Linked DNA regions of Mus musculus: regions 1 and 2 are each linked to region 3. A link is a loop called in an ENCODE intact Hi-C map of the cell type or tissue named here. Cell type or tissue: left cerebral cortex. All regions are shown on one strand. Each heading gives the region's core, and the rest is flanking DNA. Links, peaks and the distances in the headings are about the cores only.

What was found. A loop is a pair of places that touch in the nucleus more often than their neighbours do. Peaks named below come from ENCODE experiments on the same cell type or tissue, not always from the same donor. Only the 100,000 strongest peaks of a DNase experiment are listed, where the experiment ranks them.
Region 1: a loop joins it to region 3, with 3.0 times the contacts of the local background. A loop is called at or near these places in 17 of 42 quality-filtered maps.
Region 2: it touches region 3 in a loop (4-fold over the local background); 9 of 42 quality-filtered maps call a loop at or near these places.

Annotation. Positions count from the first base shown.
Region 1 is chr5:146,332,015-146,342,359 of GRCm38, forward strand. No RefSeq gene overlaps it. Among named protein-coding and RNA genes, the nearest start is that of Gm38747, 16 kb to the right of the region's middle. In left cerebral cortex, for the core only: a CTCF peak has its summit at 5,505 (motif pointing left); DNase peaks (open chromatin) are centred at 6,217 and 7,589.
Region 2 is chr5:146,379,406-146,389,750 of GRCm38, forward strand. It overlaps Wasf3 (WAS protein family, member 3), which reads left to right and starts at 5,601. Exons shown (of 10, transcript NM_145155.3): 1 at 5,601-5,933. In left cerebral cortex, for the core only: CTCF peaks have their summits at 3,067 (motif pointing right), 6,057 and 7,684 (motif pointing right); DNase peaks (open chromatin) are centred at 5,039, 5,794 and 6,840; H3K4me3 peaks cover 2,040 bases; H3K27ac peaks cover 2,028 bases.
Region 3 is chr5:146,466,204-146,476,548 of GRCm38, forward strand. Wasf3 (WAS protein family, member 3) reads left to right here. Exons shown (of 10, transcript NM_145155.3): 8 at 595-861; 9 at 2,012-2,376; 10 at 4,017-4,922. The coding sequence ends at 4,174. Among named protein-coding and RNA genes, the nearest start is that of Gm6408, 11 kb to the right of the region's middle. In left cerebral cortex, for the core only: no CTCF peak of the experiment used is centred there; DNase peaks (open chromatin) are centred at 5,229, 5,784 and 6,088.

The DNA.
Region 1 (10,345 bases), core at 1,172-9,171, 130 kb before region 3:
TTGCCCGGCTCTCTGTGTCTTTTTTTTTCCAAAGATTTATTTATTTAATTTATGTATATGAGTACACTGTAGCTGTACAGATGGTTGAGAGCCTTCATGTGGTTGTTGGGAGTTGAATTTTTTTTAAAGATTTATTTATTTATTATTTATTATAGGTATTTATTATAGGTATAGTACACTGTAGCCGTCTTCAGACACTCCAGAAGAGGGAGTCAGATCTTGTTACAGATGGTTGTGAGCCACCATATGGTTGCTGGGATTTGAACTCTGGACCTTCGGAAGAGCAGTCGGGTGCTCTTACCCACTGAGCCATCTCACCAGCCCCATCTCTGTGTCTTAAGTACACCTCTTCTGGTTGGCTGCTGAGTACATTTCTCTGTCTCCCTGGCTGACTATACCAGGCAGAGGCATTTTCTAGGAGGCCAAGAACCAGTCTCTGGTTGATTCAACATTCTCTCTCCCTTTGGCTGGGTCAGACATCTTTTCAAAGTCATGAGTGAATGGGGGAGTCATTGTGTTTGCTCCTTATAGAAGGACACTGGAGAGGGCTCTTGCACAGGAGGCAGGACAGGTGCTTCATTTAAATCCCTGGGTCTAAAATCTTATCCCTGTGATCTCATCTTTCCCTTCTTTGAGATACAGGGTACATAAGATGCACCGTTTCCTCGGCAGAGTGCCATTCAGGAATTCCGAAGAGACCCAGTGTGGTTTCCATGGAAACAGGAGAGCTGAACTTCAGAGGTGGGCACACTGAGGCCAGCAAGATGCATCCGTGTGGTGGGTCCTAAAAGGAGATGGAAGCAGTTCACAGGCCGCAGGTTTCCATGCGTACAGGGACACACTTCCACTCCACACTTAGCCAGGTGACTGTGGTATCTCCAAGAGAGCCAGCCTGTGTGGACAGCACGTGAGACAGACTGTTAGCTGCCTTTTTACTCCTTCCATGAGATGAGAAGGAACTGTATCGGGAACTGAATTCCAACTGTCTTAGGGGCCACAGGCACTACAAAGAAAGACTCTCACCCCCAGCATGGACTCTCTGTAGCTCCGAGACTTGACCCACATGGTGGGGGAATGGCACTTGAGAACTGTGGTGTGTGTGTGGTTTGTGTATTTGTATGTGTGGTGTGTTTGTGTATTTGTGGATGTGTGTATGAGTGGTATGCAGTGCTATGAGTTTGTATGTGGTGTGTGGTATATGTATGTGTGGTGTATTTGTGTGTGTGGCATTTATGTGTGTGATATATGTTGGAGTGTGTGGCATGTGGTATGTGTAGTATGTGTATGGTATGCAAGTGTATGTATGTGTGATATGGAGTGTATGTATCTATGTATGGTATGTTTATGTGATGTGTGTGTGAGAGAGATTGTTTTTGGTGTGTATGTGTATTGTGTGTGGTGTATATATGTGTTATGTGTGTGGTGTGTGTATATGTGGAGTATATGTATCTATGTATGGTGTGTTTATGTGATGTATGTGTGATTGTGTTGGTATGTATATATGGTGTGTGTGAAATGTATGGTGTAAGTGATATGTGTGATTGTGTTGGTGTGTGTGTGTGTGTGTGTGTGTGTGTGTGTACGTGTACTAGTTAGAGGACAACTTTCAGGAGTTAGTTCTTTCTTCCACCCTCCCACCTTCTGTTTCTTCTGCTTTTTAGCATTGTATTCCTGGCTGGCTGGTCTGTGAGCTATTCTTCTGTCTTCTGTGGCTATTCTTCCGTCTATCATCTTCCTGTGGAAGCACTGGGATTGCGGATGTGGACCAATGCATGCAGCTTTCAAAGCGGGTCCCAGGGACCAATCTCAGGTCATCAGGCTTACGCAGCAAACATTCACCTCAGAGCCACCCCATGGCTCTCTTTTCATATTTTTGAATCTATGCATACATCCTAAATTGTTTTCATTCCTTGTCGTATGACCTATAAATTATTTCAGTTTCTCAAAGTTTATGCCCTTTTATCATCCACATTAAAAACATCCCTATCTCCGGGCAGTGGTGGCTCATGCCTTTAATCCCAGCACTTGGGAGGCAGAGCCAGGCAGATTTTTGAGTTCGAGGCCAGCCTGGTCTACAGAGACAGGACAGCCAGGGCTACACAGAGAAACCCTGTCTTGAAAAACAAACAAACAAACAAATAAATAAATCCCTATCTTAGTACATTTTCATTCAAACAAATTGTTTTTAAATTTTCATTCTTAATCTCTCTCTCTCTCTTTCTCTCTCTCCCTCTCCCTCTCCTTCTCCCTCTCCCTCTCTCTCTCCCCCTCCCCCTTCTCTTCCCCCCTCCCTCTTCTCATTACCGTTCTCTTTATTTCTTACTTGGGGGCAGACCTGTTTTATTTTGTAGCCCTGGCTTATAAGTGATGGGAATGATGGCCTTTAACTATGTGCAGGGTACCAGCTGGGGAGACAAGCTGGAAGGGAGGTGTGGGTGGAGAATGTCATCTTGGGTTGCATCTGATCACTTGAAGGCACACCACCTGAAACAGCCTCCACCCTTTCAGTGTTAACTTGGCCACAATCTCCGTCCATTGTGCCTGAAACATCTGGTATTCCTTCTCAAGTATAGTACACAGTGTACTTATCCTGATTGTGAGATGATGGTTTGAATATGATTGGTCCAGGGAGTAGCACTATTAGAGGGTGTGGCCCTGTCAAAATAGGTGTGGCCCTGTTGGAGTAGGTGTGTCACTGAGGGTGTGGGCTTTAAGACCCTCATCCTAGCAGCCTTCAGATGAAGAGGTAGAACTCTCAGCTCCTCCTGCACCATGCCTGCCTGGATGCTGCCATGCTCCTGCCTTGAAGATAATAGACTGAACCTCTGAGCCCGTAAGCCAGCCCTAATTAAATGTTGTCCTTATAAGAGTTGCCTGGGTCATGGTGTCTGTTCACAGCAGTAAATCCTTAACTAAGACTGTCAGCTTGAAGGGATTTAGAAGGAATTTTGAGACAAGACTCTAAGCGTGTCTGTGAGGATGTTTCCAGAGACTTAAAAGAGGTGGGAAGACCCATCTCCAGAATGTGGGCGTTGCCACCCCAGCGACCAGGGTTCAGGGCTGAATGGAAAGGAGAGAGAAACAAAGTAGCAGCGTTCATCTTCCAGAGCCTGAAGGAAACATCTGTGTCCTGCTTCAGCTAGAGCCGCTGCCTTCCCTGCTGTGATGGATTCTCTCCTCTTTGCTGTGCGTCTGAATAAACCTTTCTTTACGAAAACTTTCTGGTATTTTGTCACAGCAACGAGAAAAATAGCCAACACAATCAGCTTTCTGCTATTGTTACAAATACCTAAGATAATGGACTTAAAAAGAGAGGAGGTTTACCTGGGATCACAGTTCAGGAGTTCCCAGTTCATGATTATTTGACTCCGTTGCCTCTGGGTCTTAGTGATACAGACAGAGATCAGAATCCTGGGGGCAAACACTAAAGTTTCCAGGCCTCTGTGTCATCTTGGAGGCATCTGCTGAAGAACTTTCCAGGTCTGTGTCCTTGGGGAGAAAACTATGATACAGACACGTGGCCAGGAAATAGACAGAAAGAGAGCTCATCAAGGAAGGGAAACAGCTGGTGAAAGTGTAGGGATGAGCTAGCGAGCAGAGAGTGAACAGACATCATCCGGCATCTGTCTGAAAGCGCAGGGCCCCCGTCAGAGGGCGTCAGCACTTGCCCAGCCTGCTCTTGTGTTTCAAGGTCTCTCTACGAAGCTCCAAGTGAGAGGGGCTTTAGTCATTGTATGTCACCTTCTTCTTCTTCTTCTTCTTCTTCTTCTTCTTCTTCTTCTTCTTCTTCTTCTTCTTCTTCTTCTTCTTCTTCTTCTTCTTCTTCTTCTACTTCTTCTTCTTCTTCTTCTCCTTTTCCTCCTCCTCCTCCTCCTCCTCCTCCTCCTCCTCCTCCTCCTCCTCCTCCTCCTTCTTTTTTTTTGGTTTTTCGAGACAGGGTTTCTCTGTGTAGCCCTGGCTGTCCTGGAACTCACTCTGTAGACCAGGCTGGCCTCGAACTTAGAAATTCGCCTGCCTCTGCCTCCCAAGTGCTGGGATTAATGGCGTGCGCCACCACACCTGGCTGTCACCTGGCTTCTTATGCTCACCTTGATGTTGCTTTCTCCAGTCCCCATTGTTCCCCTGCGTGGGAAACCCCTCATCTCATGGCTAGGATGCTAAAGACAGAATGAATGGGCTGAGGCCACACTATCCTTTTTTGGGGTGTACTCAACTAAAGACTTCCCTGGGGGCCTCCCCCCACTTAAAGCTTCCACCACCTCCTTATAACACCTCCCTGGAGACCAGGCATTTAACAGAAGGGCCTCTGGTGGAGACTGAACAGGCTAGCTGGACTCCCAGGGCAATACTAGGCAGGTAACACTGCGAGCCATTAATTGACTGTACCTTTTAAGTACTCTCTGCTTCCAGAGTCTCCTGCTCTGTTGACTTGGTGCCTACCTATTCAGACAAGAACCTGCTGCTGCTGGTCATAGAAACCACAAAGGAAGCTTGATAAATAAAGGCTGAGGGAGTGGGTTCAATGAAGCAGAAGAGGACCTGGGAACTTAGCTAAAAGGTACAAGCCCCTGATCTTTCCTATTTCGTAAAAAAAGATTGAGTTGCTTCTAGTCAGGTGACTATTTGGAAGCAGGGGCCTCCAGAACTTTCCCAAGTACTTTAATGCCCTGTTGTACTGTTAACTCCACGAAGGTTTGGCTTGTGTGTGTGTGCTTTCTGTGTGTATGTTTCTAAGTGTGAGTCTATGTGTCCGGGTGCATGTGTGTGTGTGGGGGGGGGGGGGGACTTTCCCTTACTCTTTCTTCTCTCGGTGTCTTTGAAAGGACTGGAGAATTCCACGAAGGAAGAATTATCCGAATGGTGTGGATGTGCCACTTAAATAATAAGTGCATGCTTCCTCTGATGAGACAAAGACAGATGGAGGTCATATACAAATTAGCCAAAGAATGGTCTTGGACTCCTGTAGTGAGCGGGTCTTGGGCAGGTTGTTCATGCTGCCCCTGTTTCAGCAGAAGGGCCAATGGGCATGCTATACTTGCTCCTCTTATGCCGAAGGAGAGGACATCTCCTTGGGCAGGAAGTTCAAGGTGTAGAAGCTCAAGGTTGACAGAAGGTTTGATGAGGTCATCTCTTTCCTTTCTAAAAGACGATCAGGGTACAGAGGACCGGTAGCTCCACTATTTAGCAAACTCCACGGAACAGTAGGCATCTTTGTTTGTCCTGTAGCTAGCCTCTGTGCAGGACATTGTAGCTCAGCTTGCAAGGTACAGATAGATGTCTCTGCTGAGCAAGAAGCTGTTATAATTCAGATCCCTGGTGCTTAACCAAGAAGCTACCCCACCACCTTAGTGGGCGAACTTGTCAGAGTGAGAGCTGATCGCCCTGGGATCTCCAGTTATTTCCTTTGGTAAAGCTGAGTCTGGCTGCCTAGCTTTGTCTGTTGAAATGGAATTTTAAAAATGACATGTCTGCTGCCCCCATCTGGCAAAGCATTGAGCCTGAGAGTAATGGCCAGTGGGCATATTGGGCTGAGGAGGGGGCAGGAGGACTTGTGAGGGAGGGTCCAGGAGGAGGGGAGGTAGATCAGCGGGGAGCCAAAACTGGAATGACCCAGCACATACAGTTTCAGAGACCAGCAATGGATGACATGGGCTGACCCAACCCTTCTCAGGGTCTGCAATGGAACTGACAGAGTAGTGGAGAGCTCTTTTACCAAGGCCTTGTGCCACTGCTCCTGGCTTGGCTTGAGGAAGAATCCGAGTGCTAACTCTTCCTAGAGGACTCTACAGGAGGAGGAAACAGGGAGGATGCAGTCACCCGCCATGGTTAGGATTCTGACAGTTCTTTGGAAGGCAGAAGGGTCTGTCTGCAGCAGGGGATCCAGGGAGAGAACAATGGGATCTAAGCCCTTTGCTTTCTCATCGACACAGAGTACTGGGTCCTTCTCCTAGCCTCTCTGGAGAGTTAGGAGACTTGAGACGGAGTTCCCACAGCCGCCCAGTCTTCACAGGACACCACACATGCCAACTGGCTTCATTGCTGTCCTTTTCTCAGTCATGCCTTATCCTATAGATGCTCAGCAACGTCACTGAATTCAGCTGCTAAGTATTCAAAGGAAAGTCAAAAGAAGAACAATGTAAATACGGGGAGTGCCAGGCATCCCCCACAATATGCATATGCTCGCAGCGCGAGTCTTTCTACAGCCTCAGCCCGAGCCTCCGTATTGCGAGCATCTTGCACACCAGTGTTTAAAGCCACAATATGTCTTTTTGGTAGAACCTGACCTCAAAACACAAGCCAAGCTGAGTGTTTCTGTGGGTGCTCTGCCACAGACTGCCATCTGTTCCCGTGCTGAAGGGAAGCTGGCTGGGTGGTGTTTACAGGCTCCCTGCTTTTCTGCTAACTTCTCCCCTCCCCAAGGAATTCCCCTGTCCCTCAAGGGTGACTTTGGTTGTATTTGATTTTCTCCTAAATGCTGACTCCAGAAGCCAGCCAGAATACTGTCTGAAACACTACTGAAGTGTGTGGCCGCCATGCTACTAAGCTGTGCTCTCCGTTGTGTTTCTGTAGCTGGTGTGTGCCTAGCACATTGCAGCTGTGGGACCAGGAATTCATGGAGAAGCCAGAGGACAGCTGAGGTTGGGCTCCGGATGGGCCTTGATCACTCACCCCCAGGACGATTTGATTGTACCTCAAAGCCTAGTCAAAGTGACATTTACTGTATCTTCTAATACTTCTTTGGAGTGTCGATTTGACAATTGACTGCTGTTGTTGAAACACAAACAGCGGCCACCCACATAAATTGCGCCAGGCCTTGAACTTGGACCTTTCATGAGATCCACCATCTGACACATAGTAAATGCTCAGTAAACTCGATGAAGGATAAGTGTCTATGTGAACAGATGAGTAAAGCCACGCGTCTATTCCACCAGGTACCTATGCAAGACCTTTCCCCTTGACTCTCAGGGTCCCACTAACACACAGAAGACTCTCAAACTGAATTCACAAGTCACAACTTAAGCTTCTTAGCTTTGATCTTGTCCTTCCATCTCTTGAGGACCCGGATTCCTCCCAGAAGATGTTCTTAGAGGGCTATGTTCACAGTAACGGTGTTTTTGTCTTCTTTCTATATGTCCTATATTGAAGATCGTTAACTCTATAAACACACACGAGGCAGTACCAAGGGCTTGCCAGGACCTCAGGACGAAAATCAATACCCTGAGTCTGTTAGAAGCGAAAGAAACAAGCGTCAACTTGTAGGCAGAGAAAAAGACTTCCTAAGGAGGAACACAGCACAGACATTGAGACCAATAACTGAACAGGGGAATCTCATGAAATTAAAAAGCGTATGCACAGCCAAGGATACCACCATTTGAGTGAAGACACGGCCTGTAGAATGGGGGAGAGTCTTTCCCATCTACATTTGAGAGAGGGTCCATATTTAGAACATGCAAAGAACTCAGAAGCTAAACATCGAGAAAACAAACAACCCGTTTAAAAATTGGAGCGAGGCGCTAAACAGAATTCTCAAAAGAAGACGCACAGATGGCTGAGAAATATATATTTTTCAAGTGCTCAACTTTCTTCGCCATCGTAGAAATGCAAATTAGGACTACTTTGGGATTTCATCCTGCCCGGGTCAGAATGGTTACAATTAAAAATAAAATGAAAGAAAATAAAATAAGACAACCGGCCTAGATGTGTGGGAAAGGGGGCCAATCACTGCTCACCATTGGTAGGGCTGCCAGCTGCTGCAGCCACTGTGGGAACTGGTGTAGAGATTCTCAGCTACACCTTTTTCAGAGCACATGCCCCAAATCATCTAAACCCCACTACAGAGATCCCTGCTCATCTGCACTCACTGTTGCTCAATCTACAAGAGGCAGAAAATGGAAACAGCCTAGTGTCTGAGTGGCTAAATCTTACCGGAAGTCTTACTGGCTAGAGATTACTTTTATATGTAACTGTATATATCTATAGAAATAATAAATATGTGGTACACTCACAGCAGTGGCATATTATTCAGCTATGAAGAACTATGACATCTGCACAAAAAATCGAAAAAACTAGAAACGTTATACTAAATGAGGAATCCAGACCCAGAAAGACAAACACTGTGTGTGTTCTCTCTCATGTAGAGACGTTAGCTTTGAATCTTCACATATGTGTGTTTAAACTGGTGTGATGGTTTGTATATGCTCAGCCCAGGGAGTGGCAACTATTAGAGGGTGTGACCCTGTCGAAGTAGGTGTGGCCTTGTTGGAGTAGGTGTGTCACTGTGGACTTGGGCTTTAATACCCTTGTTTTAGCTGCCTGGAAGCCAGTATTCTGCTAGCAGCCTTCAGATGAAGAGGTAGAACTCTCAGCTCCTCCTGCACCATGATGCTGCCATGTTCCTGCCTTGATGATACTGGACTGGACCTCTAAGCCTGTAAGCCAGCCCCAATTAAATGTTGTCCTTATAAGAGTTGTCTTGTTCATGATGTCTGTTCACAGCAGTAAAACTGTAACTCAGACTGCCCACAGAAGTCAAGAAAGTAGTAAGAAGCCGTGGTGGGATTTCAGGGGAAGGGGGAATAGAAGAGGGAGTATGGAGGGGAATATAGAACAAGAAGGATTAAGTGGGGTGGGGGTGAGTGTGGAGAAGGCTAGCTAACTCTAAAGACCTTTGTAAACTCACATGGAGACTTATGAATGCAGAAGCATCTTAAAATATATCATACATGTACAGTTTAAGTGGAATTAACCTACAACGGGTGCTGTAAGCTATCAGATAAAAAGCCCAGTGCCAGATTTGGGTCACTTTGGACTTGTTGGTTGGTAGGGTCTTATAGACCTCTGAACATTACAGGTTACTGCCATTTTTCTTAGTTACCCTCCAGAAGCACATGACAAGACCCTATTTCTAAAGAGTACTGCATACTCAAGGTGTGGAATCGTGACACTAGCCAAGAATGTTAGTCCTACTGGCTGGCTTTCATAGAGATGGAAAGGTCTATGTACCCTACCAGGGGGAAACACAATCTTTCCTAGCTATGAACCCTGCCAGTTACAACTGACCCAGAAAGAAATACTCACTGCACAATAACTGCATAAGTGTTATGGGAACAATTAACCACTTTCTGATTAAATTTAAGGCTCTCCCCAGAAGACAGGGCTCATGCCTGGTACCATTAACAAGGCCAAGAATCTATGGCTTAATAGATACAGCCCTGGAGGAGAACGTGCTATTATTATTCTACTAAATGCACATAGTATTTACTACTATTATTCTATTAAATGAATGCAGTATCAAACTGCCTTCTAAATACCTATAGGTTTGTGCAGGTCTCAGACCTCACCAAAGAGGCTTCTTTTTTTCAGTAGATGGTGATTAACACATAGCCTAGAACTGGTCAACAGGCAGGGAATAAGAGCTCAAGAAATGTTCAGTCATAAATGGGGCCATCTATAGCACACAAACCCCTTGTAAGGGTTAGGCATCCTTCTCAGAAGAGAGGGAAGAAGGGTCATAAGAGCCAGAGGTGGCAGATGACCACAGTGAAACAATGTTTTCTGGGCACAACAGGACAGGTGCATGTATGAATTTATAGCAGTTGGGACAGCAAGCCATAAGACTGGGGCAATCTCAAGCTGGACACAATTCCAGCTTGGAGGACGGAGTTGGTCACAAAGCCCCACCCTTAGCTGAGGAGCAATGGGAAGTTGGTGGCTGCTGGAGAGAGAGAGTCAGCTTTTTTCAAGGATGCTGTCCTTTGGAGGTTACCCATGATCAAGTAGATGGTCCTACATCCATGCACATTCTAGCAGTGTGTTGTGTGACAAAACTGTTCCTGGGGAGACACAACACATGCAACTACTCACTCCAGATACCACCAAAGTCCAACTTGGTGAACCAATTAGCTTTAATAGGGTTACTTACAGGAATATGGGTGTGGTGGTTTGAACGAGAATGGCCCTCATAGGCTCATTGATTTGAATACTTAGTCACCAGGCAGTAGCATATTTGAAAGGGTTAGGAGGTGTGGCTTTGTTGGAGGAAGTAGGTGTGGGCTTTGAGTTTTCAAAAGCTCAAGCCAGGCTCAGTCTGTCTGTCTTGTCTGTCTGCCTGTCTGTCTCTTCCTGCTGCCTGCCAATCTGGGTACAGGACTCTCAGCTACCTCTCCAGCACCATGTCTGCTGGCATGCTGCCATGCTCCCCAACATGATAATAGACTAAACGTTTAAAACTGTAAGCCAACCCAATGAAATGCTTTCCTTTATTAATAGTTCCCATGGTCATGGTGTCTCTTCACAGCAATATGACACTGACTGAGGCATGGGGTGAGGGGTTACTTATAGGAAC
Region 2 (10,345 bases), core at 1,058-9,057, 87 kb before region 3:
TTGGGCCTCACTATGTTGGCTGACCTGGGCTGTGTACGGACACCATATTGGACAGATTGCCTTGAACTCATAGTGATCTACCTGCCTCTGACCCCCAGGTCCCCCCCCCTTTTTTTTTTTTTTTTTTTTTTTTTTTTTTGGTTTTTTGAGACAGGGTTTCTCTGTATAGCTCTGGCTGTCCTGGAACTCACTTCATAGACCAGGCTGGCCTCGAACTCAGAAATTCGCCTGCCTCTGCCTCCCAAGTGCTGGGATTAAAGGTGTGCGCCACCACCGCCAGGCCCCTTTTTAAATTTTTTTTTTCTTAATTTTAAGGAAGGAATGGTGAGTAGGTGAAGATTTATTCATGGAACTAAATTAATTCTACAGCACCAAAGGATCTGTAGTCATGATTTCACTTCATTCTGAGAGCAAATACAAGTGAATGTGTCAAAAGCACTGACAATTAGTATGTCTTTATAATTTGATTTCTTACATATTTTAATTATATCCTCTTAATTAGTGGCATCTCTTTGTTCTTCAGCTTTCCCCAAAGTGAGACTGAATTCAGCTCCTGATGCAAAACAGCGTGTAATTTGTACGAAAGATGACATGCTACTAAGTTCAGGAGAATGACAATTGTTTTTCTACTAACAAGTAGCAATGACAAAAGGGAACCTAAACCAATTACTGAGCAAATATCTAATTTATAAAGTGTCTCAAAAAAAGCCCCGGACCCACTGTCAGACTGCAAGTGAGGACAGCTCTAAAACTTCCCTGGGAACCCACCCGAGAGTGTGGTCAGCCAAGGAGCAACGATGGAGTGTCCCAAGAGGGTTAAGACACGTCACTGTGAGATCTTAATAGGATTATGACAGAAAGCTGCTCAGTTATCACAGTAATGCCGGACAGCTTACTGTCCATGGAGGGCAGCGGGCTCCAGCCCGGCCACACCTTTAACTGCTCACTCAAGATTTCATGGGACACTAACAGCCATTCACATCACCAGAATTCTCTAGACACTCCAACACGTTGGAAGCTCCATATGTCCTTTCTTATATGTTAGGAAATGAAGGAGGAAGTTCTGGATTTTAGATTATGTTGAAGTATTTAGAGCTGTGGTTTGGATTTTAAATGTCTCCCCAAAGCCCACATGTGAAGGAGCTGTTGGAAGGCTGTGGGCCCTTTAAGAATTGAGACCTGGCTTTGGATCCCTGTCCTCTGACTGGGCTGCCTAGGCCTGCTGCAACTTGGTATGCTAACTAAGGTTGGTGGATATCCATGGGAAGCCTCTGGGTTTTTGAGGAGAAAGGAAGGAGGGGTGGGTGGAGACAGGGATGGGGTGGTGAGAGGGAGGGACTGGGAGGGGAAGCTATAATTGGGATGTGAACTAAATAAATAACTCAATTAACAATAATTTTTAAAAAGAGCTGGGATCTTGTGTGAGGAGGTGGGTTACTGGGGACATACCTTTGAACAGAACGGGATAGTGGGGTCTCCACCTCTTCTGTTTCTTTTCTGCCCACTATAAAGCAATCTGTGTGGTTCCTATCATGATGTTCTGTCTCACCATGAGTGCTAAGCCACAGAGCTAAGCAAACACAGGTTTCAGGTTCTGAAACAATAGTCAAAATATAGCCTTCCATTTTTTTACAGTTAATTTTCCCAGGTAATTTTATTTTCTTCTGTGACAGAAAGCCAACACACTTAGGGTCAAATGTCTTGGTGTTTGCAATTCTTTTTCGATTAGCTTAGTTAAATAACCTATGTGTCAGAAGGAAGAGAGGGGGTAGAGAGGAGAGAGGGGGAAGGGGATTGGAAGGGGGAGGGAGGGAGGGAGGGAGGGAGGGAGGGAGGGAGAGGGGGAGGGGGAAGGGGAGAGGAAGAGGGAGAGAATGGGGATGGAATGGAGGGAGAGCAAGGTGTGGGGGAAGAGGTGGGGGAAGGAGGGGGAGAGAGGTGGGGGAAGGAGTGTGTGGGCTAAGGGACTAAGTAAGGCACTTACAGGGGGACAAGCCGTATGTGGCATAAGGCAGTATGTGGACAGCAGACAGGGACAGAATAAAATGGGCCTTCACTTTATAAGTCCTTGAATTTTCCTTTACATTTGGGAAATTTTTCAATATAAAGCTGTATAAGAACTTAATTATCGTGTGTAGAAGGACTCTAAAGAGTTACCAGTAACGCAAGGGGAATGTAATTTGTGACTTCAACAAGGCAAAAGATGACCTTTTAAAAAGATGAAATGTCGTCTCCATTGTCTTCACTACCATGTCTACGAGTTTGCCATTGTCAGTGATGAACTCATTTTTAAAAGGACGTCTGGATTTACAAAATAACAGAGGCAGGTGCAGATTTCCAGGCACTCATGCTCTCCTTCCAGTTTCTAGGGATAAATGTGTTAGTGAGGCGTGAGGCTACCATTTGCACGCGCACGGTGATGTGTTTTTATTAAAGAGACCCCACAGTTTACACTAGAACTCTTCATTCTCTGGATTTGGACAAATGTGGGCCATATACACACACACCATACATGCCATACACGCCATACATGCCATGCATGTGCGCGTACACACACACACACACACACACACACACACACACACACACACACAGTAATGTCTTCTCCACAGTAACTTCATTGTCCTAAAAGTTTGCCCTCCACCTATCCAATCTTTGCTTTTCTCCTTCCCTGACCCCTGACGACCACTGATATTATGCTTTCCATATTTTTTACTTTTCCAGAATATCACATTTTCAGGATCGTGTAACACATAGCTTTTCCCGATTGTCTTCTTTTACTCAGCTATGAGTGGTTCTCCCATCTTTTTGTGGCCCCATTGTTCATTTCTTCTTCTTGCACTATATGGATACATCACCCACTACTTACTGAGGACATCTTAGTTTCTTCTAGTGTTTGGTGATTATAGGCAAACATTGAAGCAGAAGTTTTAAGATAAAAAATTATTTATTTTTATTTTATGTGTATTTGTGTGTGCCTGAGTATGTGTGTGTGTGTGTGTGTGTGTGTGTGTGTGTGCGCACATACACCATGTACATGCAGTTCCCATAGATGCCAGCAGATGGCGTCTGGTCTCCTAGAACTGGAGTTCAGATGGTTGTGAACTGCCTTCTAAGGGTGCCGGAAACTAAACCCCTGTCTTCTGCAAGAGCAGCAAGTGCTTTTAACCACTGAGCCATCTCTCCAGTCCAAGGTGTAAGCTTTTGTATGCACAAAAGTTTTCAACTCCATTGGATACATTTCTAAAACTGTGTTTGCTGGGCCCTATGAAAAAAAATGAGTCTTTTTTTTTTTTTTGGTATGAAACTGCCAAATTGTCCTCCAGAGTAGGTGTACCCTTTTGCATCCTCAGCAGCAGTGCACAAGCAGTCCCGTGGACCTGCATCCTTGCCAGCGGCTGGCATTGCTGCATTTTTTGGATTCCAGCCTACCCAGTATATATGCTATGCTATTTAGGTTTTGTTTTAATTTATAACTCCCTATTGGTATATGCGGTGGTACATATGCCTATTCAGTTCTTGTATTTGTTTTTCCACGTTCATTTTGACAAAGGATCTGCTCATTTTTAAAACTGTATGTGTCATTTTCTTCCTGAGATTCCAGTAGCTTCTTATGAGTGAGTCAAATGGGAGACTCAGCCAATGAATTTATTCATTTAGCAACTTTGACAGGTACTGGCCATACATAGGCTCTGCACATTTGTTCCCTCTTATTAACATAAACTGAATGTCTTTCTGTCTTAAAATACATAATACTTTTTGGCTCCTTTGAAGTCACTTGACATGGGTCTGACTAGCAAACAGAAGGTGCTCACTGGGGCTTCACAGAGTGTTAAAAGGGTGTGGAAATTGCTGGTCTTTTGTCCATTGTCTATCTACTGTTTTCCTGAATGGGATGCAATGTCTAGAGGAGCCATCTTGTAAAGATGATTGATGGTAAGCGTCACATGATAAGGGATATATTACCGTGACTCTAAAAAGTCTGCGACATGTGACAACATGGTGATGTTGTTGCGGAAGCCCGTGTGTTTGCTCCAGACTTTTTGTGTAGATATGTAGTGCATCTGAAGCAATTCCAGTGTGTTGAGGACACAATGCTAACTGTGGTGGTTTGAATATGCTTGGCCATGGGAAATGGCACTGTTAGGAGGTGTGGCCTTGTTAGAGGAGGTGCATCTCCTCGCTGTGGGGGTGGGTTTGAGGTCCTATGCTTAAGCTCCACCCAGGGCTGAAGAGAGCTCCTCCTGGCTGCCTGCAGAAGACAGAGTCTCATCCTGGCTGCCTTCAGATCAAGATGTAGAACTCTCAGCTTCCTTTCTAGCACCACGTCTGCCGGGATGCTGCCATGCTTCCTGCCATGATGATAACGGACTAGACCTCTGACACAGCCATCCAGCCCCAGTTAAACATTTGCTTTTATAAGAGTTGCCTTGGTCGTGGCGTCTCTTCACAGCGATGACACCCTAACAAAGACACCAACAGTAAGTTATATGTACTACATACTCTGTTTGACACAGTACAAGGTATCTCACTGGACATAAGCAGAGAATAAACTGAGTTTGTCAGGGAACTGGGATCTAAAAGGAAGTGACCCGATGCAGCAAGTGTCAACACTCCAGAGCCGCACCATTAAGGGTCACGGCATGTTCAGAGTTAAGTAAGTCTAGAGGCAGCTCAGGTAAGGCAAGGGGGACTGAAGTGAGAGGACTCAGTAAATGTGACTAGCAACCACAAGAAAGGCAGTCTGGATACTCCTGTATCTTCAGATTTTTGTGTCCTCCATCAATGACCTGAATGTACGTAAATACGTATGGTAGCTGCTTCCCTGGGTAAGAGCAGACGAAAAGGAGGAGAGGCAGTTGTAATTTGAATGTCAAGTTGTCTTTGGGCTGGGCATAAATATATCCCCGTGTCAGTGTTTATAATACTGGAGAGCTGACGTCTTGTTTACCTGTATATTCCAAATTGCTATGATATGGAAAGCGAGGATAGAGCTCTAAAAATCCCTTGAAAGCAGTGCAGATTTTGTGAACGGTGCGTGTTTTTTTCTGCTATCTTTGTGTCAGTGTGAACTCTGCTAAAATGTCTACCAACTGTTAGGCATTTACTACTGGCTTGTTTATCACGTCTTAAAGACCACCCGAATCAGTTTTCTTGAGCTTTTTAAATATAGCTTTCTATTTTGTGATTCGATTTGTAAATAAAGACAGAGGACATGTGTAACATTCGTGTTTTGATGCAGTAAAGCTCATTTCCTTTGGAACTTAGGAGAACACGCTATCTTCTCCCCCCCCCCCCCCGCAACCCCCACTTTCTCCTGGTCTTGTTTATTTTTGCCTCAGTTATCCCGCACTACCGGAGACCAGGATAAGTTGGTGGTTCAAGACTACCCTATTTAATAGGCTGTGTGTCTCGTAGGTGGGGAGAATAGGATTTGGAGACGGTGAAGACCAAGGGAAGAGGAATCTGAACATGAAAAAGATGGAGGGTTTTTGAACCTCCAGGGGTTAATGCCAACTGATGACAGGGCTATAATCCTATCAGGCTTGGGTGAATCCCCAGCCCTGCACCGTGTCCGAGGACATACAGGTAGGTAGACAGCCCTGTGTTACCAGGGGCCTCAAGATCCAGGTGAAGGGTAAGCTACAGGTGGGGATCCGAGGGGTCTGCAGATAGAGGAGGTACCCAGGCCCCTTGGTTACCCACCTTGGAGGAGGAGGCCTGAGGATGCGCCGCCTTCTCCGCAACGCCCCGCCCCCGCAGCGCCTACGCTGCCCTCTCCCGTTGGCTCTCCATTGGCCGCAGAGCTCGCCAATCCAGCCCCCTGGCCGTGAAGGGGGCGTGGCCGCGCGGTGCCGGGCCGGGGGCCGCGTCTGTCGCCGCTGCGCGCTGCGGTGCGGGCGGCAGGACGATGAAGCCGGGAGCGCGGCGCGGTGAGTGCGGCTGTGGTCCTTCCCAGGCTCCGGGCCGACCTCCGGGGGACGCGGGGCGGGATTCCGGGGGTGCCGCGCTCGGGCTGCCGACCTGCCCTGGTCCCTCCCGGCCGCAGGTGGCGCCGCATCCTCCTTGCGCATCCTTCATCCCGATTGCTCCCGTCCCGCGTGCGGCCTGGCCTGCGCTGGGGTCCTGCGGGCCGCGTGCACCGAGGCTCCGGCTGCTCCCGGCCTGGTCCATGGCGCAGCCTCCCGGACAGCTCATCTTTCCCCCCTCTGGCTTTGGTACTTCCCAGCAAATGCCGGTTTTCCCTCTTGGTTTGGCCTCTCTGCAGTGGAGAGCAGAGTTCTTAATTATTGAGAAACTATGGGATAGGCCTGGGGTTAAAGGTAGCCGGTCATCTTCTTGGCTGATGTTTAGAGGAATAGGAATTTTTAAAAATCATTTAGGGACTGGTTTTGATATGGTGATTATCTCCTAGCAGTAATTTTTTTTTTTTTTGAGTTTTCAAAAGCCGAAGGTTAGAAAGGGTCCTTTTTATTTCGCATCGAAGCTCTTAAATTCAAATGCCTAATGGGGTATGACATTTTGACTTTTAAGATTCTGAACGCACGTTTTTGTAAGGGAGGGAGGCCGACTATTTGAAATGTTTTCCATTTTGAAAGTTTGGCTTGTCTAAAACTGCGAAAATACCTGCGACTCTACAGCAAACCGAGTTCAGAGTACTTGACTTGTTTCGCTGTCTCGTCTAGGGCAAATTCTCCTGGGCACGGACTGTTTTTGTGTATGCTTTACCAAACTTTCCTATTCAAGCAGCGAGACAATGCAGGCAGTGGCTCTTTTCAGTCCGTCCTTTCATCTGCTTGAGAGGTTAAACCGGAGCGAGCTGGTTTGACCTTTCCCAAAGGCAGTTAAAGATCATGTCTTCTCTGCTTCCTTCTCCCAGGGTTCGGATAGCTGTCTTGTAGCGCTCAGTTTCCTGAATTTAAAAGCTCCGCTGAGTTGATTTTAAGAAAGTTGTGCTGTTTTAGATGTTCAAAGCTCACTGGATTGCAAAGGCGACTTACCGCTTGGACCCGTATACCAAACAGAACCTTGCTCTAGATCTGCCTGTAAATGTTACATCTGCACAGTGACACTGCTTTCTTGCATTGCTGGATCTGTTTGCTTATATTTTATAGTCTTATTGCCATTGATGGATGCTAGTAATTTCAAAAATTGAAAATAAAGCTGGAACACACTTTGCTAGGTGATTGTGCCAGTTGACCTCCCACCCCTATCCATCATCAGTGTGTCTGTGTAGACATATTTTAGAGTTTTCACAGACACTTCTATGTTGACAAGCCACAAGCATTTTTTTTAATTATTTATTTATTTTTTTTGGCTATTAAGATGCTTGGATGAAAACTTCATGAAATATGAAAAAAAAAAAACTTGTCTGTACTGTGTTCTACTGGCTTTCTGATTCCAGAAATTTCCTTTGAAGAATGTAGGTTGTGGTTTTCCCTTGGGACTGTCTCTAAATTGCTGTGCAGGCTTCAAATTGCTCACCTTCTCAGTTTTTAAAAAGTTAATTAACTTATTTTAAGCGCTTCTTCAAATTCAGTTTTTGTGTGTCCAGGGCACATGTGTGTGTCTATGTGTGCATGTGGGTCCTCTGTTGATCTATGACTTTCTCAGGTCTCAAGCTTCATCCCACTAAACTCGCTGGTGGTCGTCAGCTCCAGCACCACATGCATACAGTGCCCATGGAGGCCAGAAGAGGGCACCAGATCCTCTGGGACTGGAGTTACAGATGGTTTTGAGCCCACAAGTGGGTGCTGGGAACTGAACCTGACACTCAGGAAGAGCAGCAAGTGCTCTTATCCACTGAGCCATCTCTCCAGCCCCCAGATTTTCTTTTAAAGTGGCTTTTTCTTGTTTAAAAAGTACTAGGTAAGTTCCTACTCCGTACAAAACACTACCTATGCACTGGGATGGCAGAAGTGAGAGATAGGAGACTTTAAGACTTCCATAATCTATGCTCACAGACATTGGGGTGTGGTCAGGATTCTGATAGGCAACCTTCATAAATGACCTAATTGTGTTCATTTTCTTCTCTTTAACCTTCAAGGATACTTTAGAGTTTGTCATACATGGTCAGAATATGCTGGCAAGCAGGGCAGATCTCTCTTGCCTGCCAGTGAGCTTACTGTGTACATATTGGTTACAGTTTCTATCCTGCAGGGACCATAAGACTTCAGAGGAGGACCACCAACTAGAACTAAGGGGCTGTTCTGAGATGAGAGAAGCCCCCAGAGTCAGTGAATGAAAAGTGTCAGCTGGTTCTAGTCTCAGCGGAGGGAGAACTGGATGAAGAGCTGGGAAGGGCAGTGCCCTAAAACTCCAGATGGGTGCTCTGATACAAGAGAATTGTTTTTCTTCCTTTTTCAAGACATGGAGTTTTTAGGACAGGGTAGTCCTTATCAGGATGGGTTCCAGGTTGGGCTAGTCTGTCTCTGGGCTCCTCTCTGAGTTATGTCTTTGTGCTCTCTCAAGGCTAGCTCTGTTTGAGTCAGAGCCCATCTTCCTTGGTTGGAGATGTCCCTAGACAGAATGCCGCTTTGCTCACATTTCAATCACTCCATCATTTTCTCTGGACCTGACCTGCGCACACACTCTTGGAGGGTAGCCTCTTTTCTCTTCTTTCCTTCCCTTCCCTTCCCTTCCCTTCCCTTCCCTTCCCTTCCCTTCCCTTCCCTTCCCTTCCCTTTTCTTTCTTTCTTTCTTTCTTTCTTTCTTTCTTTCTTTCTTTCTTTCTTTCTATCTTTTTAGTCTACTGGGGATTCTTTTAAATTATTTTACTATTAATCTTATTTAATATTTTTATTTTATTGAATTTTCATTTAATTTTAATTTTAGATGCTCCAAATATCCCAGGGTACATTCTCATCTTTCAGGTTGGGCTTCTGTTCTCGGATCAGTTTTCAGCTTTGTGCCTTACCTTTACTGGGTGGTACAAACAATTAAATCTAGGGCCCTGTCTGTGCTAGGTATGCCTTCCACCACTGAGTCTTCTTAACCTAACCAGGCTGCTCAAGTAAAACCTAGGATCCTCTCGTCTCTTCAATGGCTGGGATTATAGGCCTACATCACCAGGCCTAGTGACCCATTTTATACTTCTTTGAAGTTTTTCTTGGGGTGTGTTCTTAGGGTCCCCTCTACCACCAGCCCAGTAGAGAAGTGATGTTGAAATTGGTCTAAAGTCTCTTCTGTCATATTACATATTTAAATATAAATATATATGTGAGCAAATATGTATGTGTGTGTGTATATATATACATATATATATATATTTACCATTTAATTTTGTTTTTCCTCCCTTTTCAGTGTGCTAATCATTTTTAATTTGTTACTGTAAAAATGCCTGAGCTAAGCAGCTTATAAAGTGAAAAAAAGCTTATTTTATTTTGATTCACTGTTTTCAGTCTGTGACCAGTGTCTCTCTCCTCCCCCCTGCCTTTTGCCCTCTGCCAAAGTTGTCACATCATGATAGGAGTGACCTGTTGCTTCAAGGCCAGAGAAAGTGTAGGAAGAAGAGACCAGGGTCCTACCATACCACACCTCCAATGTTTGGAGAAATTTTCCACCAGGCCCCAACCTCTTCATCTTTTCCTCCCTGTCACACCTCTCTGGCATCAAAACTTTAACACTAGACTTTGGAGTGTTTGAATCTCATCTATAGCAGCAGTCAGTCCTTGCCTGTTTGAACCCGTGTTTTAGGTACCGTCGTCATTACCTGATGGCTTATTTAGATCAAGCATCTATAGATTAACCTTGTCTGGAGTGCTCGATCAAGCATCTATAGATTAACCTTGTCTGGAGTGCTCAGGATCAGAGGTGCTTTGGATGCTGGAAGCATGGGCTACCATGGGCATGGGACCCAAGTACCAACCCAGAATCCATGAATGTTGCATAAATATCATATGCATTGCCTCAGGTTAATCTTACATAATGCTTATAATAATTTTTTTGCATGAAACTAAGTTTCATGGTGGGGAATTTTCTGTCATATGTCAGAGCTTACACAGTTTTGATTTTTGAATGTTTTATTTTGTTATGTGTGTGGTTGGCTGTTTCTGTGGGTCTGTTTGTGTGTATGTGTGTGACTTGGTGTGTGCATGTGTGTGTGTGGTCAGAGGTCAAATGTCAGAAGTCTGTCCTTTCCTCCAGTATGGAGTCAGATGGGAAGACCTTTCATCCCCCAAGCTTTCTTGTTAGCCCAGAGTTTTGGTCTTTAAATTAGACGTTACTCTGGTTAGTGTATGCCAGCTTGACCCAGGTGTCACTTGGGAAAAGAGAACCTTAGTTGGAGAATTACCTCCATCAGATTGGCCTATGGGAGTGTCTCTGGGACATTTTTTCTTGATAA
Region 3 (10,345 bases), core at 1,165-9,164:
CTCTTTTCCAAAGTGCTCACTAACTCAGGATCTCCATTCCCTCTAGAGCTCTGTTGTGCCAATGGGCTCACAGCCTGGGAAGCCAGTCAGTGCTGATTTTCCTTCTTCGGGTTCTATACATTTCTGCCATTTATGAAAATGCAGCTCACAGTGCATTCTGGATCCTTCTTTGTCTTCTTGCTGTTAACATGTATCCAGTTCACCTGCTGTTTCACACTGCCAAATTATATGTTGTGGTATTTTATTGCCTCTGAAGTTTCTCCATCAATCTGAGATATTGTTTCTAAATGAATGGGATTTGTCATATAGAATTTCATAAAGAACTACATGAAGTGCTGTGGCGATGTCTCTGCTGGTTCCCACTTACTGGTCTGACTTCTCAAAGCTTCTGATCTGCATCCATGTAACACTGGGCTTGCTATTAAAATCATTGTGTTGTTGCTTGGAAGCTCTTGGGGGCTGGACTTAGCTGAACGTAAAAGAAATAAGTGTCTCTGCTCAGGTACTGACCATGCTATTTCTCGATATGCAGCTACCTCTTAGGGGACATTTGTAAAACTTCAATTTCTCTCACCCCCATCCCTCCAAACTCAGGTCTCACACATCCGATGTCACCGATTATTCTTATCCTGCTACTCCCAACCATGCTTTGCAAGCACAGCCGGCGACACCCTCCTACACAGCTGGCGATGCACCACTGCATGGGACCACAAACCAAGGCGCTGAGCACGAGTACCGACCGTCGTCTGCCTCGGCAAGGCACATGGCCCTGAACAGACCTCAGCAGCCACCGCCACCGCCTCCTCCCCAGGCGCCGGAGGGGTCCCAGGCCTCTACGTCAGTGGCTCCAGCCGACTATGGGTAAACTACTATTCCTTTCACGTTCGCTTTTGCTGATGAATTTTATCACATAGAATATAGTCAAGAATGATTGGGCATAGTGTCAGTGTCGACAGAGGGTGTCAAATCAACTAGGTGCAGAATCCAGCCACTGACAATTTCCTTTTGTAGTCACATCCTGGGTGGACAGTGTGCTTGTGTCTGTCCCCTGTTCATACAGACTCTAAGCCAAGGCACCCATAAAGGGAAACTTGAGAACTTGTCCACAACCTCGAGTTTCAACCAGAAAACGTAATTCACGCCTCAGCATTCACCCTGTGATCCCTTCTCGGCCTCCTGGCTCCTGGAACGTTCTGTCCTGTCTGTGCCTCTTGTTCTCTGATTTGTGGATTGAACGCCTTCACTGTGTCCAGATCACGTGATAGTTCATTTGAGACCCTCTCTTTTATTTTGGCAGATTGTTTTTGGCTCTCTTAGATTTAGTCTTTAAAATGCTCCCTGGGGTCTACACCCAGGAAAGTTTAATATAGCAATATGTCTTCTCCATCAAAGGGAAACCTGTTCTTTCTGATTGTGCCCGCAGCCTGAAAGAGGAGACCATGTGGTCTGGGTGTCCCCAGCCCTTTGCCCTTGGCTAAGCTGGGATTCCCAGGGTATGTTTTGAGGCTGCTATGTCAGGCACACAGAGGGTCCGAGGCTTGGAAACTGTTAACCTGTCTCTTGGAGTGTTTGATATGCCTCCGGGTACCTTAACCCTGACGATCCAGTTGGGATAGGGCCAGAGAAGGGAGCATCACCCCAGCCTCTGTCTCCTTGGCCTCAGAACCCCTGTGAGACAAGGTTCTGAGTAGCACAGCTCTGAGAGGCCTGGAATGGAAAGGACACTAACCTTGTGCTGCCATCCGTGGATCTTACCCACCCGCAGAATTCCCCATGCACTTCAAAAAATGGTCATTTTAGGTACACATCAGTGGGTTTTTAACTGTCATGATGAAAAGCATACAACTGGGAGAACCTGACCCTCAGAGTGGACGCTCACACCCCGCAGTGACTCCGGTCCAGGTGGCAGCCCCATGCTGTGTCTGAGCCATCTCTCTGTATGCTCTATTAGAACTCGGGAGACATGCCCCTCCCTGCTTACCTGGGTGACTGTGTTTTATTTATTCCTTAGGATGCTTCCAGCACAGATAATTGAATACTACAGCCCCTCAGGACCGCCACCACCTCCCCCTCCACCCATGATTCCCTCAGCACAAACTGCCTTCGTCAGCCCTCTCCAGATGCCCACACAGCCCCCGTTCCCTGCCTCAGCCGTCTCCACATACCCCACTCCTCCTCACCAGCCCTCCACTGGGCTCCTGGCCACAGCACCACCACCCCCAGGTCCCCCACCTCCTCCACCTGGTCCTCCTGGCCCCTCCTCCCTATCATCGTCCCCAATGCATGGTCCCCCTGTGGCTGAGGCAAAGCGCCCAGAGCCTGCACAGCCACCCATAAGTGATGCGAGAAGTGACCTCTTGGCTGCCATCCGGATGGGTAAGTATGCATGCAGGTTCACAGTCTGCATTCAGAAGAGACTGGCTTGTGGCTCAGCCAGCCACGCTGATTTCAAAAGATGACGATACAGTCCGTCATTTGTTACCTTCTTATTATGTTGGAATTCTTCTATGGGTAGCATAGAAACACAGTATAATAAAAGTTAAACCTTGGGGAAAGCCTTACTTGACAAGAAGCCAGAAGCTAGGCATCAAGGGATAGATTCATTAATAGGAACTTTCTCCACTTTGAACCTCAAGAATGAGATGGAAGTGAGTGACTGCCCAGCAATGGTTTTGTTTTCAACAAAGCTAAGATTACACTGGACTTGTCACAGACACAGCATGGAGTGCCAAGCCAGTGGCTTCTGGAATTTATTCAGTAGTCCACAGATTGTGCCAGGCAACACTCTTGCCCTTACTGCTGAGCCCTGACACAGGCGAGGTGGCATGAGCAACTTGTAGACCTTGAGCCTGTGGACTGCCCCGGAGCCTCCCTGGGAGACCCCCAGGCAGCACCAACAGGCTGCGGAATATTCCTTATACCCTAAGGAACTCTACAGCCTCTTGGTCAATGTTTGCCTGTCTGGGGTGGAAGTAACTGGAGGAGGTTGCTCGTCAGCAACCCTGGAACTCCACTCTGGTAACATCCTTGACAGAGCTATGATGCAGCTCAGGCCTCTGCCTCTGCCTGAACTCATTGAATCAGGCCTGTGCATACATAACTCAAACACACACACACACACACACACACACACACACACACACACACACACACACACACGCACCTGCTGCTAAAGACCCTGGAATTTCCAAGTATCTTGAACATCATTGAAAGACTTTGTTTTGTTAAGAGATGAAGTCTGAAAGCCAGTGGGAGGTCAGCTCTCCCCTCTTAGGCTGAGAGTCTTAGACATGGTTTTGTCCACCCTCGGACAGTCCAGTGAGCACATAACCAGAGACTACCATGCCCCAGAAGACCATGTCTGTTCTCTACAGGAGCAAAGCCTGTCAGTATCGAGCTCAAAGACCTCTCTAGATTAGAATTTAACAGAATGGAGACAAATGAGCCAGGAAAAATGTCCCCACTAGGTTGGCTGAGTGGCACCATTTAAAAAAGGTTTATAGGGAAAATAGAAACAATGTTTTTCTTCAGAAAATAACACATTAAGTAGTTATGTATTTTAGTAATACAGGACCTGTATCTCTAGTAACTCCTGAACCATCCAGAGAAAAGTGTGTGCATGTATGTGTGAGCCTGTGTGAATGCCTGGTGTGCGTGTGCGTGTGCGTGTGTGAGACAGATTGGGAAAGCTTGTTCCAACATTGTCAGGGTAAGTAATATGGGAATATTTTCTCCTGATTTTGTACCTAGACCATACATCTGAAATTCTGTCAAAGGGCAATGCTAAGTGCTTCATGTTAAGCCACCGGCCTGTTGTGTTACCAAGCAGTAGCACAGACGGTTGTATTTTGTGTCCATTTCTAGCCATAGCCTGAGTTTATATGTTTTCTCTGCCCTCCCTCCAATGTTCAGGGTCTTGTCTTTATAAACTCGTCTAGATAGGGCAACCTGTTTGGTGTCCTTCCCTGGGAGCCAGGAGACTGATCCCCCCACCCCACCCCGTCTCCTGTTTGCAGGAATCCAACTGAAAAAGGTGCAGGAGCAACGCGAGCAGGAAGCCAAGCGGGAGCCTGTCGGGAATGACGTGGCCACCATCTTGTCTAGACGCATTGCTGTGGAGTACAGCGACTCAGACGACGACTCTGAGTTTGATGAGAATGACTGGTCTGACTGAGGCACAAGGGCCAGGCGACCAGTGGACAGCCAGGGCCCCATATGCAAGTGTGTTAGGAGCTCCTGTGCTCTCTGCACCCTCACAGTGGTATTTCCCTGTAGCTTTAGTCCCTTTTGTATTAACAGTGTGATTTGCTTCTGCACATCCTTCTGGATTTGTTGAGTATTTACTGTGTAATACTTAAGTGCCACAGAACACAGCACACCGTGCTGCACACCAGGAAACTCGCAGTATTAGTGCATCACCCTGGAACAGCATCTTGCTTCCCTCTCAGCCGTGAGAGTCCCCTCTCCTGTCCATCCTGATTTGGTGGGCTTGCCACGTATCTGCGCAGCTGCCCCACGTCAGCTCTCTGCAAGATCACTGGCTGTGTGTCTCAGTGATGTCTTCCAACCAGTGGGTGATACGTTTTCCTGTTTCTTCCCTTTGCAAATTGAATTCCAGGTAGATATGGTTGTAGAGGGGAAAGTTTAACAAATCAGAATGAAATGTTTGTCTGTTTGCACACTGGGCCTGGTGGCCTCCAAGGAAATGTGTACGATCGTTTGCTTTCTCTATCTTGGCGCTTGCAACCGAGAGCGGCCATTTTTATGAGGGGAGCCCTGTGGGTACTCATGTGGAAAGTGCCCACTGACTTTGGCAGATGGAGTTCACTTTCATGGCTAGCCCTGATAGCGTTGGGCACCAGTTAGCCAGGCCATGTTCAAGCTGCCTAGAGTCTGCAGAGCTTGCATGGCAGAGCGGCCGCATCTGGTTCCCTCCTACTCCACCCAGTGGAAAAGAGACCTCCACGTTTTATTTTCTGGGATCCCTGCTCCTCTGTTCACCAGGGAGTGAGCACAGGTCAGCACCTCACCCCCCTTGCTCTGAATCATGGAAGCTTGGCTTTAGCTGAGAGATGCCACCAGCTGTTCACAACCCATGGTGCTGTGGCTAGATTCCTGCTCAGTCTCTCAAACAGGGCCACACCCCTCCTGAAGCACAGCTCTCTTCTCTCCTGTTGTCGGCACATTTTCAATTTTAAAAAGTACCTCACAAGATAAACTTGATTCAGCCAGTTGCCCGGGCAGAGACCTGACTTCCCCTCTCCTGCCCTGATCCTTTTTACCAAATGGCGATTCCATAGTCCTGGCTGAGGCAGGGGCTCAAAGTCCAGTGTCTGCTTTGCAATTCTGGAAGGACAGCTGCTTATTTAAATAAGTCTGTGATATCCGCAGGCTTGGGTTACAGGGAGGACCTTGCAGAGGGACCAGGACACTGCCTTCCCTTAGGTGCATTATTTACGTGGCCTGCAGCTCTTAATATCTCTCACTGTTTATGAAAAGAAAGATTCAGATCCGGGGTGACATTGTGTCAGTTGACAGGGAATGCCTGTGGGATAATTAAAAATGGTTTTTGCTCATGAGTTTGGGATGTCACCCAGCCGCCCACATCGCCTGCTATGTGTGTGGACGCCTGTCCGCTTGGCCAGCTATCCTGTAACACCTGCCAGTAGTAGGTTTTCCTCATGTCACTATGACAGTGAAAGCCCATGTGCAAGCCCCTCCCTACGCCCTGCTTTGGCGTGTGTCTGAGTGCTCTGTGCTGCGCCATGGCCATCCTGGAGCCTGCGCACACGTGGCCGCTGCTGTGACTCGCTGTCCTTGGTAATTGGTGAGAGGCTTTTTCTTTCTTTCTCAGTTCTGCTTTTCCACACTGAGACCCACCATGTTGACATCATCCTCGCGACGTTGACATTTGAGCCTTTTGTTCTGTCTCCCATGTGCCCTGTAGAACCCAGCACTCATGTTTGGCAAAACTTTTTTTGGTAAGGTCCTTATGCTCTCAGGGTGGAGGGAAGACATTAAAGCTACGCAGCCATTGTCAGGATTTTTTCTACTGATGTCACATCAGAATATAACTAGTGGCTCCTTACTCACAAATGTTCACGAGCTTCTCCGTTGTCACTTGTCCTGTAGTTTTGCCAACAAGTTAATTTTAGTTTGATTTTATAGCTAGAGAGAAAGCTTTTGCCCGTTGCATTCTGTAACCTTCAAAAGAATGAGAAACGACTAAAATCCAATTCAGATTATTTTTAGAGATTCTTTTTGGCAAATTTGATTTAGTCTAAAATTTAAATTCAAGTTGCTTGAATACTTTACAAAACGAGAACAAAGTAAAAAGTTTAGATTTTTGATTTCCACTTTTTTTTTAAAAAGTACTAAAACAAATGGAGAGCAGACATAGTAGCATATTTGACTTCTACACATTTCATGCTTATACTTAATCTACAGATCGCAAGGTTGTTTTATATTATCCCCTTATAGTGTTCCATGTGTATTGTAGCTGAGTTTCAGATACGGTATTTTCTCATAGTGTAAACTCAGGCAGATGAATAGCTGGAGAGTGGGTGGATGGATGGGTGAGTATATGGGTAGATAAATGGATGAGTGGATGGGTGGGTTAGGTGGGTAAGTAGCTAGGTGGATGGGTGGGTGGATACATGGATGAGTGGATGGGTGGATTGGTGGGTGAGTGGATAGGTGAATGGATGATAGGTGGTGGATGGTTGAGTGGGTGGATTCATGATGGATGGATGGATGGATGGATGGATGGATGGATGGATGAGTGGATGGATAATAGGTTGATGGGTGGATAGGTAGATGAGTGAATAGATAGATATAGATCAGTGGGAGGATTGGAAAGTAGGTGAATGAATGGATGGCAGATAGATGGATCAATTACAGATGGATGGATGCATGGAATAGATAGGTGGATGGGTGGTGGCTAGAAGGTGCCTGAGTCTGCACATCACTGCACTGAGAAGGCAAATGAGTACATTATACTATTAGCACCAAACCCCAAGCTTCAGTATTTAGATTTTATTTACTAAGATGCTATTAGAAGTTGGATGTTTTCATCCCAGTACATTTTTAACACATCAAATCATTTATGAGCATAGGATGATGAGGGTGTGAAAGCTTTGTAATATTTTCAGCAGAAATGCGTGATACATTTGAATCCATTGAGGTCTGGAGGGAGGGTATCAGCCAGAGTAGCAAGGCGGTTTTGTTTATTTGTTTGTTTTTTTGTTTGTTTGTTTTATGAAGGAGAGTATCTGTTATCTTGCAGTATTATCAATGCAGTTGTAAATTGAATCTAAAGTGGTATTTAAAACTGTCAAACAATTTTTAATCTGTTTGTATATCTTATTATAGATCACAAGTAACATCTAAATAAAATTACACGTGTAACCCTACATGGTTCTGCTTATTTATAACTGTTGTGCCTGACAGTGTTTATGAACCCCAAAAGACCACCTGATGTAATTATACTAGGGTCTCTATTACAAACTCAAGTTTGGGCCTACTCATTGCTGACCCATAGGGTGGTTTGGTGAAGCAGCCCAGAATCCTCATTGGGACAGGGTTTTATAGGAAAATGGGAGCAAGTGAGGGAGTTTCCAGCCGGGAAAGCATCTATTAGAATGGCTATTGTAAGCCTACAATTGAAAGAACAAACAGCAGACTCACAAAAGGGAAAGCCCACCAACTTTCTTGTACATGATAGAGGTCAACATTCTGTTTTGTTAAAGCCTAAAGATAAATTCTCTTAAAAAACCCTAGGTCCAAGGGAAAACAGGAATTAAACAATACTCGTAGATTGCTCAAAGAGCCATAGACTTGGAAGTAGGCAGAGTAACTCACTCATTATCCACCCAACAGCCACAAATCCCTACACACTCTTGAGTGCTGTTCCTCCTGAGTGCCAGTGGGTTACAGTGCTAGAGTTAAAAGATACTTTATCACCTTACCCTCGGCACCCAAGAGCCAAGACCTAAGTAAGTCCAGAACCAACATCATAACCTGACTCTTCAACAGCTCATGATTGACCTCCTGGTAACAGCACAAACCAAACATAAATGCCTGGTAAGAACCCAAGACCTCTTAGAGGCCCTAAAAATATTAGATTATCAAGCCTCTGCTAAGAAGGCCCTACTCTACCAACCTCAGGTGACCTCCCTAGATCCGGGAGATACATATTAAGAAAAGGTCAGAGATGGCTCTCTGAGGCCAGAAAGAAATTTCCATCCTAGCTTTGGGGTTGCCAGATGTGACTAAGCCCTTCCATCTCTTTAGGGACGAAAGATCCGGGCCCTGGTCCAGTCAGTGGTCCACCTGTCAAAGAAACTAGACCCAGTTGCCGGAAGCCCACTGCCCCCAGCCTCCTGTCATTTGTGCATTATTGCAGGACTAGCTCTCCTGGTTAAAGATGCTGACCAATTGTCCCTGAGCCAAAGCCTGACCATCACCAATGCCAGAATGACTATCAGCATCTCCTCCTAAATCCCTCTAAGATAACCTTTCAGTCCCAGCTGCCCTAAGGCCAGCTACCCTGCTGCCTGACCCAGACCTTGATGGGCCTCTACATGACTGCTCAGACATTTTGGCCCACATCATGGGTCCAGACCAGATCTTCAAGATACCGGTACCCTTGATGGATGCAGGGGTAACATGGCTCACCAATGACAAAATAGCTTCGTTCAGGATGGACAGAAGTATTCTGGGGCTGCCATGGTCTCAAACACCGAGATCATATGGGCAGAGCTACTCTTGGCAACGTCACTAATATCTCTAACCAAGGTGTTAGAGCTAAAACAAAACAAGAAACACAGATGGCTAATAAATGTCTTCAATAACACTCATGTCCATGGGGCTACTTACACACGGGGGGGCTGGGGGGCAGGGAAGGTGCCTTCTGACAGCAGGGGGAAAAAAACACTCAAAAAAAAATTCCTCTCCCTACTGAGGGTTCTATGGGGGGAGGGTGGCCAAAAGAGCTGGCCATCATTCACCGCTCGGGACACCAGAAAGGGAAAGACCCAGTTTCAGAAGACAATAATGCAACAGATGAAGCAGCCCGACACACTGCCCAAAAATCAGACCTCACTTGCCCCTGACTTCTCTGGATCTGGAAGGTTCTACGCTTCCTGACCACCCTAAATGTTCAAAAGGTGACATGACCTGGACTAAGAATTTGCCCAGGTCCCAGTGTTATGACAGATGGTAGAAAACAGCAGATTACAAACTCATTGTGCCTGGAAAACTAAGACTACATACTTCAGAGGATCCACTCACTGTTCCTCCCACGAGGGCATCCGAAGAATGCAGGATTTGATACAACATACTAATATTAGTATTAGAAATGCCAACTCAGAGATAGCTGAGATTGTCAAGAACTGCAAAGCCTGCCAACTTAAAAAAAAAACTGATATGTTCAGAGGCACAAAGCCTAGAGCCTACTGGGAGACAGACTTCAGAGATAAAAACCAAAAAAAATTGAAATATAAATATTTACTGATGTCTAAATGACAAACGGCCAAAGTATAGGTTTCCTCAGATAATGGGGTCACACAATGGACCAACTTTTGTGTCCCAAGGTAAGTCAGAGACGAACCAATATTCAGAGAATTGATTAGAAACGTGTGTGTGTGTGTGTGTGTGTGTGTGTGTGTGTGTGTGTGTGTGTGTGTGTGTGTCTCAGAGTTCAGGACAGGTAGGATAAATAAACAAAACCCTAAAAGAGGCCTTAAATAAATTGATCTGAGAGACTAGCAAAGACTAAGCAGCTCTCCTTCTTTGCTCTTGACTGGGTATGAAAGTCCCCTTAACCTGTTGGGATTCACCCCTTTAAAATTATGTTTAATACACCACTCCCCATTGTTCTTAACATACTGGCAGAGGTCATCACTGAGTTCAAAGGTCTCCAATTACTAAACAATCTCAAAGGTGTCCAATGGACTCATAAACATGTTTGGCCTAAATTTTGTGTTCTCTATAAAACAGGTCCCCCTCCAGCCATGGATCATTAGAGACTGGTTAAAAAGGTTCCTATGTTATTTTAACCACACACACCACCCTGAAGATGGATGAGATTATAACAGACTCACCAGATACCTGCTTGCAGTTGAAGATGACCCTGACTAACAGGAAAAAACAGCCTCAGAACTCAACCCTATCTCCCACTGACGAGGCCATTACACAGTCCCAGGAACACCAAATTAGGGTCTCTTTATTACAAATTCAAGTTTGGCCCTACTGACTGCTGACCCATAGTACTGTTTGGTGAAGCAGCCCAGAACCCTCATTGGGACAGGGTTTTATAGGAAAGTGGGAGCAAGTGAGGGGTGTC